Linked DNA regions of Homo sapiens: region 2 is linked to region 1. Evidence: chromatin loops called from intact Hi-C (ENCODE). Cell type or tissue: K562. All regions are shown on one strand. Links, peaks and the distances in the headings refer to the core of each region. The heading gives the core; the rest is flanking DNA. Region 1 overlaps ELAPOR2 (endosome-lysosome associated apoptosis and autophagy regulator family member 2). Region 2 overlaps ELAPOR2 (endosome-lysosome associated apoptosis and autophagy regulator family member 2).

Region 1 (8,692 bases), core at 338-8,337:
AGTATTTAATTTTGGAACTATATGAAACTTTCATTCAGCCCTTCTATTTTTTTTTTTAAATGATGATGAAGCTGAAGCCTAGAGAGACTAAGTGATTAGACTTAGGTTTTACAGGTCTCCAGAATGCCAGTAGAATGTCAAGATAACATATGACGTCTGCTTTCAGTGATAAAAAAAGCTTTCAGTTTATCTACACGTTGACCATTAAAGGTATATTCAGGGTCCACATCTGCTTTTAAGTAGCTTAACACTTGCATTAAAATGGTCCTTATGCTTATAAAGTGAATATGACACTTAAATTCAATTAAAGTAAGTACCCTCAGTAGCTGATATTCTCTGGTATTTGGATGGCAATAGGGTCTATATTTTAGTTAGTAAGTCTTTAGGGAATAGCTCTTAAGGAGAACATTTTAATATTTGTAAATTGGTTGGGAAGAGGAGTGAAGAAACAAAATGATTTAGAGATGAAAGGAAGAACCATTTCTTTTGGTGGGAATATAGATGATGAGATCTTATTTTAACTCTACTCTGTTGCTGTTTTGCAATATTGGAAAGGTGGCCTAACTTTTTGATGTCTCTGTATTCATTGTAGACCTGGAAAAGTAGTGTCCCAACCCCTTGACATTTTGGAAGAATTGCCTGGAAAGCAAAAGGTGTTTGGTGTTAAAGATATCTGTAATCATTTGAATTGGCATGGCAAATGATTACCATTTACCCCCAAATAAAAATTTGGAACTTTGACTTTGGCCATAGCCACTTACTTTTGCATTTGGATTAAGTCCTAGGGAATGGAAAACAAAGTGGACTTTATTTATTTTTAATTTAAAATTTTACTGCTGCAAATATTATAAAGAACAGCTTTGTTTATTTTTATACTATTGGGCCTGCATGGTGAATGCAAGCTATGAAAAAGTTTGGGTAAGTTGGGTAGTTGTTTTATACTTTGTCTCCTTTCTGTGCATTGTCAGTGTTAGTCACAGTGTTAGTGTGCATTGTCAGTGTTCTCCCACATTCCTCTCTCTAATGAGCTAGGCTTTTTGTTACAATGATGAAGATAGTTTACTTAGAACCTCTCAGTCTTATGCAGTTGTCACTTAGGCTCCAGAGGTCTCGGTATGTTTACTTATTGAGAATTACTCATGGCCATTGTTTAGAAGGTATTGAACGAGGTTCTTGCAGTCTGTGCTGGGTACAGAATTTAATTAAAGCTGTTATTCAAGACACTTTACTAGGGCTCTTGTGTTTAATCCACAGATTCAAAATGATCAGTGCCAGGAGATGGACACCACCACTGACAAGTGGGTAAAACTTACAGACAATGGAGAATGGGGCTCTCATTCTGTAAGTCTCTTTGTATTTCCTTCTTCTTTGCCAATTTTTCCTTCTTCTTTTTTTCCCCAACCTTTTCTTCTTTCCCAACTTCCCCTTCCTTTCATAACGTTTTAAGAAAAGTATATTTTAAGAAAAAATATCAAAATTAACTATTAATTTAGATGATTTCTGGTTACGGAAAAAATTACCCCTAGCTTCATGGACTCAGCTTTCAATTTTCAGGGTCTTTTTCCTACCTTTTTCTTTCTTCTTAGTTTCCTTTTCCTTCCCCTTCCCATTGTAGTCTAATTTTCCTCCCTTTCAAAGGGGCATCCATGAGAAAGAAGGCTGTTCAAAACTAATATACAAAACATTTGAGTTTCTAAGTTTACAAATGTGCCTGTCATATGTGATCGAATTAGTGGCTCTTTTCATTGGAAGGATCTGTGAATTCCTTTTATCTTTCTCTGCGCTGTGCCCAACAAGTGATATTCAAGCTTGTTTTGTTGGGTACTGTGCTGTCTCCATTTGTTGGACAGCTCTGTTTATCACAAAATATCTCTTTGGAGCCTCAACCTGCCTCCTACCTATTTGCCACACATTGGTTAAAATTCTACCTTCTCTGGTTACATGAAGTAAAGTAACTGCCTGCTTCCTTACAGGACAGCTCCTTAAATGCTTGAAGGCAATTACCAGGTAACAATTCAGTGAATCTGTTATTATTTGAGGCACCATCTCTTTGGAGTGAGAGAGACATGGATTTAATATCTAACTCCGGTTTATAGTTGTGTTTCTTTAGGCAATTTGCTTAATCTCTTTGTGTCTGATGTTTTCATTTGCAAAATAGGAAAAATCTTGCATGATTAAATCAGAAGATATGTGGGAAGGGCCTAATATAGTGCCTACAATATAGATCAAGCTCTATTTCAATAAGTGACCATCAATCCTTGTCTTTGTGGTTGTAGCAGGTACCTCATCCTTGGGTGATTAATACAACATACCCTTTCAGAATATTTTTAAAAATCTGTATACCTGAGAATAATATTAATAACATTTAAGATCCGTATACCTTAACACCCAGTCAGCTGGGCTTTGAAGGTACAAGTAACCCTTAAAAATAAATATACTTTTTTTACTTAAAAAGGCTTAATACAAGGGAAAGTGCTTAATGCACTACTTTTACTTAATGTACTGCTTCACTGAAATAGTTGGGTGGATTGTAATTTTATACAGCTTGAATTTGTCCAGCCAGAGACTGTATAGAAGAATAAGGGGGGTAAATAAGAAAGCAAGGAACTCTTAAAATTAGTTCACTTACCTGTATGAACATGAAATTTATGAGAAAATTAGTTTGATTTTATAATTAGCAAAATATTCCAGTAGCAAAGGAAACCAATACTACATATAGTATTATTAATGTTCTAGAGTAAGAGAGTTAAATCAGATTATCCCTAAGAACATTCCTATTTTTTCTTGTTACTGTAGCAGTATTTTTATTAAATATATTTTTAAAAAGAAACAAACTCATTCTGTTGCCTTTTGTTTTCAGAACTCAAAGATCTTATAAATAGTGGCAACTTATAAATATACAAGTGGGCTGAGGGACTTTCACCCTCTAAAATGGATTCCTTTTAAATATAAACTAAGACTTCATGCAGATGGTTTGAGAATCATTTTTTGTGTTTGTTTAGACTTGAAGATTTCTTCTTCTTTTCTGTTTAATGTATTTTGTGGATTAGCAAACTCCATTTTTTTTCTTTTAAGAAAGTGTAAACTTCAGCGGAGGTTAGGTCAGAATTAACAGTGGACTTAAATCTGTGGGTTTTAAATTAATGGTGTTTTATTATATGGATTGAAAAAGTATGTAAGGGAGTAGCTTTTGGAAATGGCATGGCTTATCTGCCCTAAGTGCCTTTATGTTTCTCTTTATAGGTAATGCTGAAATCAGGCACAAACATACTCTACTGGAGAACTACAGGCATCCTTATGGGTTCTAAGGCGGTCAAGCCTGTGCTGGTAAAAAATATCACAATTGAAGGTATTTCATGGCATTCTGTTTTAGTAGTCACCAGTCACATCTTACAGTTAGTTAAAATATTTATTAAAGTTTTGGTTTGGCTGGCTCAAAGATTTATAGAACAGAAATTAATATGTTAGGGAATCATATAGGTCTGGAGACCCTGGTTTTACTCCCAAGAAATCGACAGTTGTTTTCTTTTTTTCTTGTACCCTTGAACTAAATTATTTAATCATTGCAAAAAAAGTAAACATGATGACAATTTTAGATGTCTGTAAACAAAAACAAAATGTCTCTGTGTTAATAAGACCCCATTATTCCTCCAAGAAATGTCTGTTGTGCCAGACATTGGGCTTACCAGGGAACTGATGACCTAGTCACTGCTATATCCATAAAAATAACAATAAACATCTTGACCTGACTCTTTCCTAAACCTTTTATGCTTCTCTGAGCCAACCGGGTAATTTCTGGCCCAGGAGAGCAGTCGGTGAACCCTGGCATGGTTCATTCTCAATTAGGAGTATTTTTCATTAAAGCAGTGATTCTCCTTTATTAAACTTTGGCTTACGTTTTAATATGTTCATTGTGGGCTTGTTCCTGTGAACAATGTGTTAACTCATTAGTCACTAGGACATCTGCTGGCAAAGACTGGAATTACAAACCAGAGGAGAAGTCAAGCCATTCCTAGGTCTTACCTGTGACTTAATAAGCAGTGGAAAAAAAAGGGAACAGGTTACCATAAGGATCAGATAATTATAGCCCTATAGAATTGGAGGGAACCTTAGGGTTTATCTCATTTTTGAGTTAGTGGAGTTGTCTTTTGACTGCTCAGTTAATACAAGTATTATACCTCTATGAAATCTTCATCTCTTATTTGTTTGCTGACTTGATTGTGCAGTTCCTTGTACACAATAAATGCTTTCTTAGTGCTGGATGAATAAGATAAAAGATTTGGGCTGACCTTACTGTTCATATATCTCCCTCACTTCTGGGTAGAAGCAGAAGTAGGTGCTGATTTGCTTATTGGTATTGGGTCCCCCTCCCATGCTCTGTTTTTCATTACTGCACAGGGGTGGCGTACACATCAGAATGTTTTCCTTGCAAGCCAGGCACATTCAGCAACAAACCAGGTTCATTCAACTGCCAGGTGTGTCCCAGAAACACCTATTCTGAGAAAGGAGCCAAAGAATGTATAAGGTGTAAAGACGACTCTCAATTTTCAGGTAGAACTAGTTTATACTCTGCTTTTTTCTTTCTAAATGTATGTTGGTCAAGTGTACATTTATAAACCAGAAGTCACCCATAAAGTATGACAGCAGTGGTGCCTGAAACCAAAGTGCTGGAGTGAATTGATGTTGAATGGATAAAATATGACATCTTATCCGTTTCTGCATGACTTTCCCCAGTATAGGTCTGTGATTTGTTTTTCTATTCCACACCCCACAGGTAGCTGCTATGGATATGTTTATACTAATCTAAAAATGTTTATACTTTTACATGATTTGTTGGTGTAGAGACGTATATAGAAACTTTTAATTTGTTCCAAATTTCCAATGTATAGTGATGATGGAAGAAATCTAATATCTTCTGGGAAAAACTGTGATATACTACTCCATGTGTATCATAGAAACACTTATTGCTCTAGGGAAAATAAAAATGTAGGCATTTATTTTCTTTAGACCTAGGTAGTTCTACCTAAATTGCCCTGGTAAGTTTATTTGTACTTTTTAGTTGCTTTTTCTGTTTTGCTTTTTTGCCTTTTCTTAGAGTTGCAAAATAATTGACCCATTTCTGAAACGCTTTTTTTATGTTGCAGAGGAAGGATCCAGTGAGTGTACAGAGCGCCCTCCCTGTACCACAAAAGACTATTTCCAGATCCATACTCCATGTGATGAAGAAGGAAAGGTACCAGCAGTGTTGCATCAACTCCATCCCATATTTTTGCAACCTTCTTTCCAATTTGAGCAGACTCTAATTTGTTCGTGAGAGATATTTATGACACACGTATGTAAGTGTAAAGAGGAAATTTTAGAGTTTAGGGTTTGAAGTCTGCCTTCCTGGCTTTGAATTTCACATATACCATTAAGTCCTGTGGGCAACTTATTTGATGTCTCTAGGCCTCAATTTTTTTATTTGTATAATATGGATGATATTGGCACCTACTTTATAAAGCTGCTATAAGAACATTCAAGATATTTAATGTAAAGTTCCTAGCCCAGTGCCTGTCACATAGTGCTCAATAAATTACTGCTACTTTTAACAGTTACATTTTTTCCAGAAGTAATAACATGAGAGAGAGCACAGCCTTAAAATGTGTAGTGTGACTCACAGGATGGAAAGTTCTTATAACTTCTCTTTAATTATTTGGTTACTCAGTATGTTTTGTCAGTAAAAACCATGCAGCCATGGGCTATTCGGTTATGGCAGATTACTGTGTAATTGCATTGAGAAAATGCAAGTAAGTACCATATAAATGGCACATAGCCAGAGGAAAAATGCACACATGAGCTCTGCAGTTGACCTGCTCTCCTCTTAATTAAAGAATTAGCCTACAGCAGCCTGTGTCAGTGAGAGGAAACTGAGATCAAAGTGGCTGCTATGGAGCGTTGCTTCTTTATGTTTGCATCTTTGAAATAATGACATTTATTTTCTTGACTTAGTTTGGAAAGCATATATAGATGTCAGGGAATTTATTACTTTCTTCTCTTGTTTTTGCATCCCTAGATTCTAATCTAGATTGTTATATTAATATTATCTTAGGTCCTTAAGTTTTTTTAAGGAATATTACTTTGAATTGTTAAGAGCAAGTACATTCTAGTTTAAATTAGTGGCAAATTGCAATGATAAGAAGTACAACTATTACTTTCAGTAAGAACAGTAACTCAAACTAACAGCTGTTAACTGACAAGGAGTTGTAAAGTAAGGTCCTGATAGTCCTATCATAATGCCAAATAAGGGCTATTTTTTAGAAAATATATGCAGAGAGGTACCATTAAGGTGAATTGAAAAGTAATTTGGATTATGTTTGTTTAGATAAACTTTTCTTGGCTAAACCTGCCTTATTAATAAGTAAGGCAAAAGTCAATTTAGTTTATTTTATGTAATAATCAGTTCATCGTTACTGAGGGTTAAAGGAATGGGATCTAATGTAAAATAGGATCTCGTCTTATCTACAATGAAAATATGCAAAAGCTGTATTTTTATTAGTTAATTACATCCATGAGTATAATGGCAGTAAGTAGTGTGACAAAATCTGTTTGACCTGGGCCTAATGGATGCAAGACCGTATATTAAATGTATATGCAGAATACGCACATATGCATAGACACATATATGTATATGGGTGTATGCACAGGCATGCGGTGTACACACATACACACAAATTATGTTTTTCTGTTGTGTCTGAGTGAAATTTGAACATGTTCTTGGTATAGAAGAAAACAATGTGCTAGTACTTTATAAACTCAGTGTTTTTTTAAGAAAAGTGATTTAAGACATTTCAAGATAAATGTTTCTAGCTTCAGAAGTAAAGCAATGGGGACTTAGTGAAATAATATATGTAATGAACTTTAGATTGCATATGTGAATTTGAAATTTTTTGTGGTAACATTTTCATTTGTTTGGTTTCATCTTTTAAAATGGCATTTTAGTGGGGTAAAGTGGCATGCACCTGTAGTCTCAGCTACTTAGGAGGCTGAGGCATGAGGATTGCTTGAGGGCAGGAATTTGAGGCTGCAGTGTGCCATGATGGCACCTGTGAATAGCCACTGTACTCCAGCCTGGGCAGTGTAACAAGACCTGTCTCTTTATATAAATACATAAATAGATATTTTATTCTTGCTGAGAATAGCCTGGTGATTTGCCAGTGGTTTAATGATGTTTCTCGGGTTGTTCAATGACTATGTTTTGGTTCTCTCTGTCCTGTTATGTTCTCTTTGATCTTATTTTGCCCTACTTGGAGAGGATCGAGTTGATTGACAAGGAAATCAGCTATTGAGGCATATAGATTCCAAACATTACCATCGACATGACATAGGAGTGTTACAAGTTTTCTGTATTTATTTTGAATCTTAGTTTAAAATAGATTGCTTAGATTTCTTTCTGCCTGTGGGGGAAGTTTTTCAGGAAAATTTTAATTGGTAATTGAAATTATTCTAATCCTAATTAAGAGATTCTTATAAACATCATGAAAAATGTGGAATGGCTTGCTCATTCATACTTTTAGTAAATCTTTACTGAGCACTGGTTATTTACAGAATACTGGGTAAGGAGGGCAGAGCTAAGGATAGAAGAAAAACGTAAATTTCTCCATAGATGTAGAGCAGTGGCTGTCAAACATTAGTGTTCATCAGTCTCACCTGGAAGGCCCTGTCCCAGATTTTCTAATCTAGTAGGTCTGGAGGAAGGCCTGAAAATTTACATTTCCAGGAAGGTCCCGGGTAATTCTGATTCTGCTGGTCCAGGATCTCAGCACTTAGAGAACCACTGGTCTAGACTCTAGAGGAAGAGATAAACAGTCAATCAAATAAAATGAATTATTATTTCCAATTGGGATTAGTGCTACAGCAGAGAAGTTTGAATTTTATGAGGTTCTTACCCAGTCTGGGAAGGCCTCAGTCTGTTTTTAAAACTGGGCAAGGCCAAGGAAGGAGAGCATTTTTGATAGAGGGAGCGGGATGGTGAAGACCTGACATGGGAAGGAGCATAGTGTATTTGAAGAACTAAAAGGATGTGTGACTAGAATGTGGGGATGTGGGCAAGGGATTGCATTAGGTGCAGTTAATGACATAAGCTATTGCTAGAAAAGGCATGGTTTCATAGGGCCATATTAGGAATTTTGGCCTTTGTCCTAAGAGCATTTAGAAATCACTGCAAGTTTTTTGGTATCAGAGTGATGCAATGTGATTGGATTTATACTTCATATAGATCCCTTTGGCAGTGTTTTATATACAAGATTAGAAGGGGACTAGAGAGGATATGAATGAACACTTAGAAGTCTCATAATGCCCTTCTCCCGGTGAGAGAAGAAGGAAGTGAATGATGGTAAAGGGAATAGACAGAAGAATATGGATTAGAGAAATAGGAAGTAAAATTCACAAAATGTGATGGTTGATAAGATGGAGGGGGAGGAAAGTGTTAAAGGTGGGTTGGTAGAGGTACTATTTGGTTAGAGAGAAGGTCTGGAGGCGAGGAAGGAAAGACCATGAGTACAGTTTTGACCAAGTTGTGAGATGGGGCAAGAGGAGATATTGGAAGGGCCATTATGTACATCAGTCTGGAGCTCAGTAGAGCATCTGGGCTAGCTATGTGAATCTGAGAATTATAGCAAATAGCTGGCAATTAAAGCCTTGGGGTTGGGTAAAA
Region 2 (8,692 bases), core at 270-8,269, 66 kb before region 1:
TGAGAAAGCCAGAGAAAGGATTTGGAAACACCAGTCTTCTTCTGCTTCCTTTTGGTGCAGATCTTTATTCCTGCTTTTCTGTACTGTTGGGTTAGCCTCTTACTTGATTTTATTTTTGAAATAGCCATTATTTCACTACCTTTCCTAATCCCAAAACACTGGGGTACTCCACTGACTATATTAAATTTATGTACCTCTGGCATTCAAAACTCTTCAATGATCTGGCCTCAAACTGTTTTTCAAGTATTTTCTCTTACTCTCTATTCCCAAGGCAAACTGTCTCTTTTCAGTTGTTGTGATAAATCCTGTAATTTGTTTCTTAGTGTCCTTCTTCCTAATGTTCTGTCTGTGTAAAACACCTTTGTGGTTCATTCCCTGTTTCTATTATGTATATTGAAATCTTTTCCATAGATTGAATCTCTACTTCCTCTTCCAAGCCACTGTGGGATCTCCCAGGTTGAGCTAAATGTGCTCTTTGCCCTTTAAACTTTGTACGGTTTTTGTAGTAATTATCAAAATTCACCTTGCTTGATGGTTAGTTGCATTTATGTCTTATCTATTCTATAAGGAAGATACATACCATGTCTCATAGGTGGTTTTTGTTGTCGTTGTTTTGTTTTTTGCTCAGCATTGCTTAACAAAATTAGGGATCTAATTTTTTTAAATTCATCAGTCAGTGAATTCAGGTATGTTCTCTCCTTCAAATTGTCATAAATCCAGTGTACAACTGTTTCTTATGTATTGTTTTCCACTTATGAAATAGCTTTTTTTGTGGCTCACTTATGTTTCCCCGATTCCTTTTTTGTAGGAAATTTTCATTAAAAAATTTTAAGCTCAAAGAAAAATTGCAAGGCTAGTACAAGGAACTCCTGCACATCCTTTACCCAGGTTCACTGTTTACATTTTGCTCCAGTTTCTTATTCTCATTCTCTCTCTCTGTCTCATTGTTTGAACTATTTGAGAGAAACTTGGAGACATTATGGCCCTTCATCACTAAATAATTCAGTACATATTTCCTAGGCTGGGTGAAGTGGCTCATGCCTGTAATCCCAACACTTTGGGAGGTCAAGGCAGGTGGATCTCTTGAAGCCAGGAGTTTGAGACCAGCCTGGCCAATATGGTGAAACCTTGTCTCTAAATAAGTAAATAAAAATACTTTAGTACATCTTTCCATAAGAACAAGGTCATTCTTTGACAGAACAATAGCACAATGATTAAAATCAGAACATTTTACTTTGATGCATATTTCTGTCTGTAGTCCCTATTCAAATTTTATAAAGTGTTTCAATGATGACCTTTATAACTATTTTCTCCCCAATCCAGGATGCAGCCTAAGATCTCACATTGCATTTCTTTATCATGTCTCTTTAGCCTTTAGTCTGGAATAGTTCTTCAGTTACGTCTTTCTTGATGTTGATACTTCTGAAAAGTATAGATCTGTTATTTTGTAGAATGTCTGTCCAGTTGGGTTTGTGGAATGTTTCTTCACGATTAGATTGACATTATATGTTTTTGACACAAATAACACAGTAGTATTCTTTCCAGTGCATGATACCAGGAGGCATGTGATATCATTGTGTTCCATTATTGGTGAAGGTAATTTTTTATCATTTGGTTGAGTATGACAGGACTTTCACTATAAAATTACTGATTTCGCTTTGTAATAATTAGCAATTTGTGGGGTGATATAGTAAGACTGTATAAATATCCCGGTCCTCATTAAACTTTCGATCACTAGTTTTGGCAACCCTTTAATGGGTTTCTAACTTTGTCATTCTTTCTCTGCATATTAATTGACCTTCTATTGAAAAGAAAGCCTTTCCCTTCTTCCTCATTTATTTATGTCAATATGCACTGATGGATTCTTATTTTAGTTAATAGTTTTGATTACTTATTTTGATGCACAAATTGGCCTAGATTCAGCTATTGGAAGCCCCATCGAGCTAGATGCCATGTTACTTTACCTGTTTCATTCATTCTTTGAGCACTTCTTTACTTTTTGGCACAAGCCGTTCTAGGCTTATCATATACTTTTCCTGCCCATCCCTCAAATTATTCTCTTCTCCAAGAAGCCCTGATTCCTTGAACCAAAGATGATATTTAGAAACTGACATCTGGGAACCAAGCATGTTTGTTCTACTGAGTGTTCTTTTTTCCCCTAGATCTTCCAAGTAGATAAATCTAGAAAATGTGTGTTTATGTCTGCATATAAACGTGTGCATATCTACCTCTTTATCTTATTTCATTCCATATCTGTTCATATTAAAAACTACAAGTTTGTGCTGGTAACATTAATTCCACTTGAACAGCACAGTGTACATTCATGTCTTTATCTTTTTTATACTTGTAACTACTTTCTCCAACAATGAGAAACCTGGTTTCAGTTATACTCAGTGTATATACTCATTTGCTCAAGTCTAGAATACATGGAAATTGGTTTCAGAATTGTTGGCCCATACCACTGCAGAAAGCAAACCTACTAACTAGGGTTCTGTATTTGTTTACTTTTTTGAGGTACAGTGTACATACAATCAGATGCACAAATGTTAAGTGTACAGTTTCAGCTTTGACACATGCACATATCTGTGTCAAGACAGGGTACTTCTATCACTCAAAACACTCCATTTTCTTTCCAGTTAATTCTCTCTCCAACTCTGCTGCCCAGAAGCAAACACTTTTCTGACTCTTTTCACCACAGTTTAGTTTTGCTGGTTTTAGAACTTTATATAAATGGAATTATACAGTACATACTTTTGTGTGTGTGTCTGGCTTCTTTCACTCAACATCATGTTTTTTGAGATTCATCCACATTGTTATGCATATCAGCAGTTTGTTTCTTTTTATTGCTGAGCAGTGTTCCCTTGTATAACTGTACCACAATTTACCTATTTTTCTGTTGATGGACATTTGGGTTGTTTCTAGTTTTCAGCTATTTTGAATATAATAAGTGGCTGTGAATATTTTTGTACAAGTCTGCTTTGTGGACATTATGGTTTTATATCTTTTGGGTAAAATCTTGAGTAGAATGGCTGGACCATTGGATAGGTGTTTATTGAGCTGTATAGGAAACTACCAAACACTTGTTCCAAGTTGTTTTCATTCCTATCTGCAAGATGAGTGTTCTAGTTGCTTCACATCCTTGTCCACATCCTGAGTTTTCAGTCTTTTTCTTTCTTTCTTTCTTTTTTAAATTATACTTTAAGTTATGGGGTCCATGTGCAGAATGTGCATGTTTGTTACATAGGTATACATGTGCCATAGTGGTTTGCTGCACCCATCAACCTGTCATCTACATTAGGTATTTCTCCTAATGCTATCCCTCCCCTAGCCCCCCACCCCCCAACAGGCCTTTTTATTGTGACAATTCTAGTGGATGTGTAGTGGTGCCTCATCGCGATTTTAATTTGCATTTCCCTGGCAACCAATGATTAAATTACTTCTGTAATTGATTAATTAAATTATTAAATGACTTTTTAATGTGTGTATTGGTCATTTGTATATCTTTCTTTGGGAAGTTTCTGTTGAAGTCCTGTGCTGATTCTAAATTCTAAAACTCATTCTGGTAAATTTTAGCCCCGTGTATGTGCTAAAAGGTTAGCTAGCAGTGGTTTATGAAATGTGATCACAAAAAGCCAATTTTTAATTGAATTGTAGAAGCTTTTAATATATTCTGAGTGCAAATTCTTTGCCAGAAGTATGTTTTCAGAATATTTTCTTCCAGTCTATGACTTGCCAGTTCTGTTTTCTTAATGTCATGTTTTGGTGAGCAGGAATTTTAAATTTCAGTAAAGTCTTATTTACCTTTCTTTCTTCTTTTATAATTATTGCATTCTGTATTTGGTCAAAGAAATCTTTCCTACTCTTGATCATGAAGATAGTTTCTTGTTTTCCTCAAAATGTTTATAGTTTTAACTTTAACACTGAAGCCTATGACCCACCTTGAATTAAACTTTGTACCTAGGTATGAGAGTAGGAATTGAAGTTTATTTCTCCATTTGGATATTCTGTTGTTCCAACACCATTTGTTGAGAAGATCTTTTCTTTCCTTACTGAATTATTTTGGCACCATTTTGGAAAATCAGTTGTCCACATCAGTGAGAGTTCTCTGAATAATTTTAATTACAAATATGGCTTTGATTTTCATTGAACTGTTACTCTATATTTCAAGCAGTATTCATAAAAACCTACATTCAGCTTTTACCTAGGGAAATCCTGTTGTGTTCTGAATACTCTTTCCTTCAAATGCCAGGACAAATCATTGTGTTTTTTGCTGTTAGGTGAAATATGTCATGTGTGGATCTAGCACATATGCCATTTTCTTCTCTCAACATTGTCCTTTTGCCAATATAGAAGGCTTCCTGGGTAATTCTTTTTTAGCCCTATTGAGGAAACACAGACTTTAATGTCATAAAATAGTGCTTCATTTTTATCAAAGCATTATGTGCCATGATGCTTATAGTAAATACAGTAAAAGCAATTGACATGCCTTTCTTTTTTTCCTTTTGTTCATTTGTTTGGTGTATACGTATTGAGCTTCCATTATAAACTGTCTCACTGTGGGCCCATAAGGATTAATGACAATTCATTTTTTGTGGTCACATTTCATAAATCATTGCTAGCTGACCTTTTAGCACATAGACAGGACCAAAGTTTGCCATAATGGGCACCTTGCACTCAGCCCATACAATATGCACAGAGGAACCCTTCTCCTACTCCTTGAAAGGATTAGGAAGCTGCCTTGGAGATCTCATTATTGGTAGCTCTGGGCAGTTGCAAAGAGGGGTCATAGCTCTCCTTCCTACTGCTTACTATGTAGGATTTATTTTCCCAGGGTTAGCAATTTTCTTTGGGGTCTGATATTCTTTAGAGAAAGATACTTAAAGTTGTAGATCATTTTTCTCTGTTCTTTCTCTTTTATGCATAGCAGTTTAGGGCCTCCTTCTCCGTTAATATGTCCGATGGCCTTCATGATGAGAATGCACTGTCTGTAATTAGCTGTGCAGCTGATGACGTGCCTCCAGTAGCCACCAGCATGTGACCTTGATAGTATGTAAGTGTTAGGAAAAAAAGTGTTGGTTGGCTGTTATCTCTAATCCACCACAGCTGAGCAAGAATAATGGCAGATGACAGGGCAGGCAGGCTGAAAACTCCTATGAAGAGTTGCTTTCTGCAGCATCTTGTGTACAACAGCCTGTCAAAGACACTTAGAGTTTGTGGTGGGAGCTCCACATGGCTGACAAGGCAGCAGCATTATGTTTGGTGTGTGGACATGTATTGAATTTGTATTAGCTTCTTTTGTAAGGCAAAGTGAAAGTACGTAATGAAATGAGTAACGTGTATAGAAACATTGATTTTGTTTCATACTGGGGCACAGAGGCCAACCCTGTTCTCTGCTCTGGTGTTTGAATGGGGGCTGATCTTTAGCCTGCGGCTATTTTGCCTTCATTTTGGAAACAAGCACATTCTCCCTTTGTTGTCCCCCACCCATCCAGGAAAGAGAGGCATCTGTTGTCATATCCATTATTTATCTGTGAGAAACAATTTTACTTAATTATCTTCTCGGCTCCTGCAGGCCTGCCTTGGCCCTCTCCCTTTTGAAAGGATAATAGGACTCGATGCTGTTAATATGTTTTAATTAGTGAGCTCATGGCACAGCCAGTACCTCACACTTGACTTTTTAGATGGCTTTGTAGATAAGAACCTCTGCAGCAAAAAGGGAAGCCTGGGAGTGTGCAGGCTTCCTTTGAGCCATGTTCAAGTCTCACAGCAGCTAAGCGAAGTGCTTATTTTCTCAACACCATTATTCCTGTCTGACTCTGCCAAAGTGACAGAGATTGCTTTCTAAGTTACTTCATGTGGCTTCTTTGCATTGTTGGGAAAATGCTTTATTCTCAGAGGCTGAGCTTCTTTATTTTAAAATAAGGCATTTGAACCACAATAAGCTTTCAGGCACTCTTGTGCTATAAGTTTACATTCCTTGATGAATGTTGAGATTCTGGAAGCCATATTTGCAAGTTGTATTAGCTCGTTCTCACATTGTTATAAAGACCTACCTGAGACTGGGTAGTTTATAAAGAAAAGAGGCTTAATTGACTCACAGTTCCACAGGCTGTCCAGGAGGCATGGCTGAGGAGGTCTCAGGAAACTTACAAGCATGGCAGAATGCAAAGGGGAAGGAACCACATCTTCACATGGCCAGCAGGAGAGAAAGCGAAGGGGGAAGTGCTACATACTTTTAAATAACCAGATCTTGTGAGAACTCACTATCATGAGAATAGCAAGGGGGAAATTTGCCCCCATGATCAAATCACCTCCTACCAGTACCCTCCCCCAACACTGGGGATTACAATTCAACATGAGATTCTGTTGGGGATACAGAGCCAAACCAGATCCCAAGCCATAATGTCAGAAGCTCTCAGATCCAAGGAAAGGGGTTCTTGGCTGGTACCATATACATTATGGCCTTGGGAAAAGTGTGGGTTTAGCTGACCCCTGCAATATTAGCCTGTCTTTGCCTTGGTAAAAATGTAGGGCAGGGTTATTTTAACATCTTATTTCTTCCTTATCAGAGAAATGCTCTTTGTGTTATCAATCCCATAAAGAAGGGCTTGCTAAGAGATGGCAGACCTGTAGAACCTGTGTGACTCTACCTGTCTACCCATCTAAGGACTGAAGAATTTCTGGGAGAGCAAATTTATGATGTAGTCATTACCTTCTTCCTCCTCTTAGGAGCGCCATTCATCCTGTTTGCCTCTCCAAAATCAAGCCCTAAAGCCAGGGAATGTCTAGTCCAGGATGTAGCATGGGAGGTTTTGAAGGAGTGTGGTTCATTTCTCACCTGCAGTTACTGTTGGCTGGCAACTCACAGAAGTGTCCCATGCTCTGCTACAGTGAAGTGCTGGGGGATGGGGTATCTAGCCCAACATGTGCCAAAGCTTCACAAAATCCTGAAAGACTGGGAGTGAGGGGCTGTAATTTCCTGAAGTACTCAGTGTTAAGGATACAGTAGGTAGTTGAGTGGGAGGCATTGGTGGGCTTCCCTGGGAACTCTACCCCCAATGAAGTGAGGAGACACATGCCTGATGAGGGAGTGTTCTGCCTACCCCTGCTGGGGTCTAGAAGAGTCACAGAAATTCCCCTCTCAGAATCTTGTGTGCCTTCATGGAGGAAATGATGCCTGGTAGCATCCTTTGCCTACTCTAAGAAAAGTTGAGTGGTAGAAGGCTTTAGTATTTAAGCACTCATATAGAGGGAGCCAACCATTCTCATGGTAACAATTATATATCACTGGCATCAGATGGAGAAGTAGCAATGGCCACCAGAAGGAGACTGCTGCTGCAGAAGCCAACTGTGCCCTATCTTCCCTCTACCCCATTGCTTTCTCCTTGCTCTCCTCAACAGAGCCAGTGCATGGGCATAGAGGAAAGAGATCAGGCCACTTTCTCCCCTCCTCAGGCCACAACTAGTAACTGTGCATAAGTGTAATCCATGCTAGAGGGGTACCGTGACTTTAAACTGGACTGGGCTATAATTTAAACTGAAGGTGGCTAGGAACATTATTGGTTTGGACTGAGATATCTCTAATTGGCAAGTTAAAGTTTGCTGCCCAGCTGGCTGGGTTCCTTGACATACCATTGGTAATACTTAATGAAAAATGTAAAGTACTGTGAATGAGACTCTGCAGCCATACCTGACACAATAGCAGAACAGCATTGACTTGTAGCTCTGGTGGATCACATTTTACACCATTAAGCTCAGATGTCCATGGAAAATAGAGCTTCATTTTTCATAACTGAGTCTCCCTACAAGGCCCCTAGTCCACTGAATTAAAGGGGACAGTGGACTAACTTCAGAACATAAAGATAAATTTAGTCTGCTTTGCAAATTTAAATTTAGGTAACTCAGGTTTCTTGGCTATACATTTCTTCTTTTTGATATGATCCTCTGCTGTTCTCTGTAGAGGCATCTGGGTGAACTTGAATTGAGCAGGGCTTAGGGAACCTCATAGTGGAGGGGAAGAGAAGCTGTAGATTCTATGAGAACAGCCCTTGTATTCTGTGGCTCCAATAGCACAACATTGCCCCTTCTGAGCATCTAAAATGGAAGACTTTGCTTTATTAGGGCTCAGAGATCCTACTTGTTGGCTTTGCTCCACCTCACCCTGGCTTGATGTTGTGGATCTTTGAGGTTTGGCTGACTCCCTCACTATGCCACTTCCTCTGGCAAGTTCTCCAGCCAGAAACTGAGCTGTTTCCATGTCTGTTCTCAGATTTCTGAATATTTTCCATGCCTTACAGAAGTGCAGGTAGGCTGGAGCTTGCACGTTTAGACATTTTCTCCTACTGACCTCACGGCTTTCTTGGATTATTGTGGGGGTGACTGGTGAAATGGTCTGATTCATCCCAGAGTCCTGAACAGGAAGCTAGGCAGGAGCTTTTCACAGTACTTTTGGCTTATCCTTCAACCATTATAATATCACCTCTACTCTCTCTGGGACTAGCTTAACCAAGGGATATTTAAACACACGTGTCTCACTATTTGCTTGTCTCCCTCCTTTCTTCCTCACAATCAGCTGGAGGTCTAATGTAGTAGGCTTTCTACTTCTTCCGGGTGGACCAAGGTTTCCTTTATGTTAGGATGGTTTCCAGGGAACCTCATTTTGGAGGATAAGAATACACAATGCAGTATTATC

The links. Peaks named below come from ENCODE experiments on the same cell type or tissue, not always from the same donor. Only the 100,000 strongest peaks of a DNase experiment are listed, where the experiment ranks them.
Region 2: it touches region 1 in a loop (2.4-fold over the local background); 11 of 110 quality-filtered maps call a loop at or near these places.

What each region holds. Positions count from the first base shown.
Region 1 is chr7:86,934,667-86,943,358 of GRCh38, reverse strand. It overlaps ELAPOR2 (endosome-lysosome associated apoptosis and autophagy regulator family member 2), which reads left to right. Exons shown (of 22, transcript NM_001142749.3): 5 at 1,255-1,341; 6 at 3,244-3,349; 7 at 4,399-4,551; 8 at 5,145-5,233. Among named protein-coding and RNA genes, the nearest start is that of ELAPOR2, 120 kb to the left of the region's middle. In K562, for the core only: a CTCF peak has its summit at 3,978; a DNase peak (open chromatin) is centred at 3,978.
Region 2 is chr7:87,001,022-87,009,713 of GRCh38, reverse strand. All of the region lies in intron 1 of ELAPOR2 (endosome-lysosome associated apoptosis and autophagy regulator family member 2), which reads left to right. Among named protein-coding and RNA genes, the nearest start is that of ELAPOR2, 54 kb to the left of the region's middle. In K562, for the core only: no CTCF peak of the experiment used is centred there; a DNase peak (open chromatin) is centred at 5,063; H3K4me3 peaks cover 339 bases.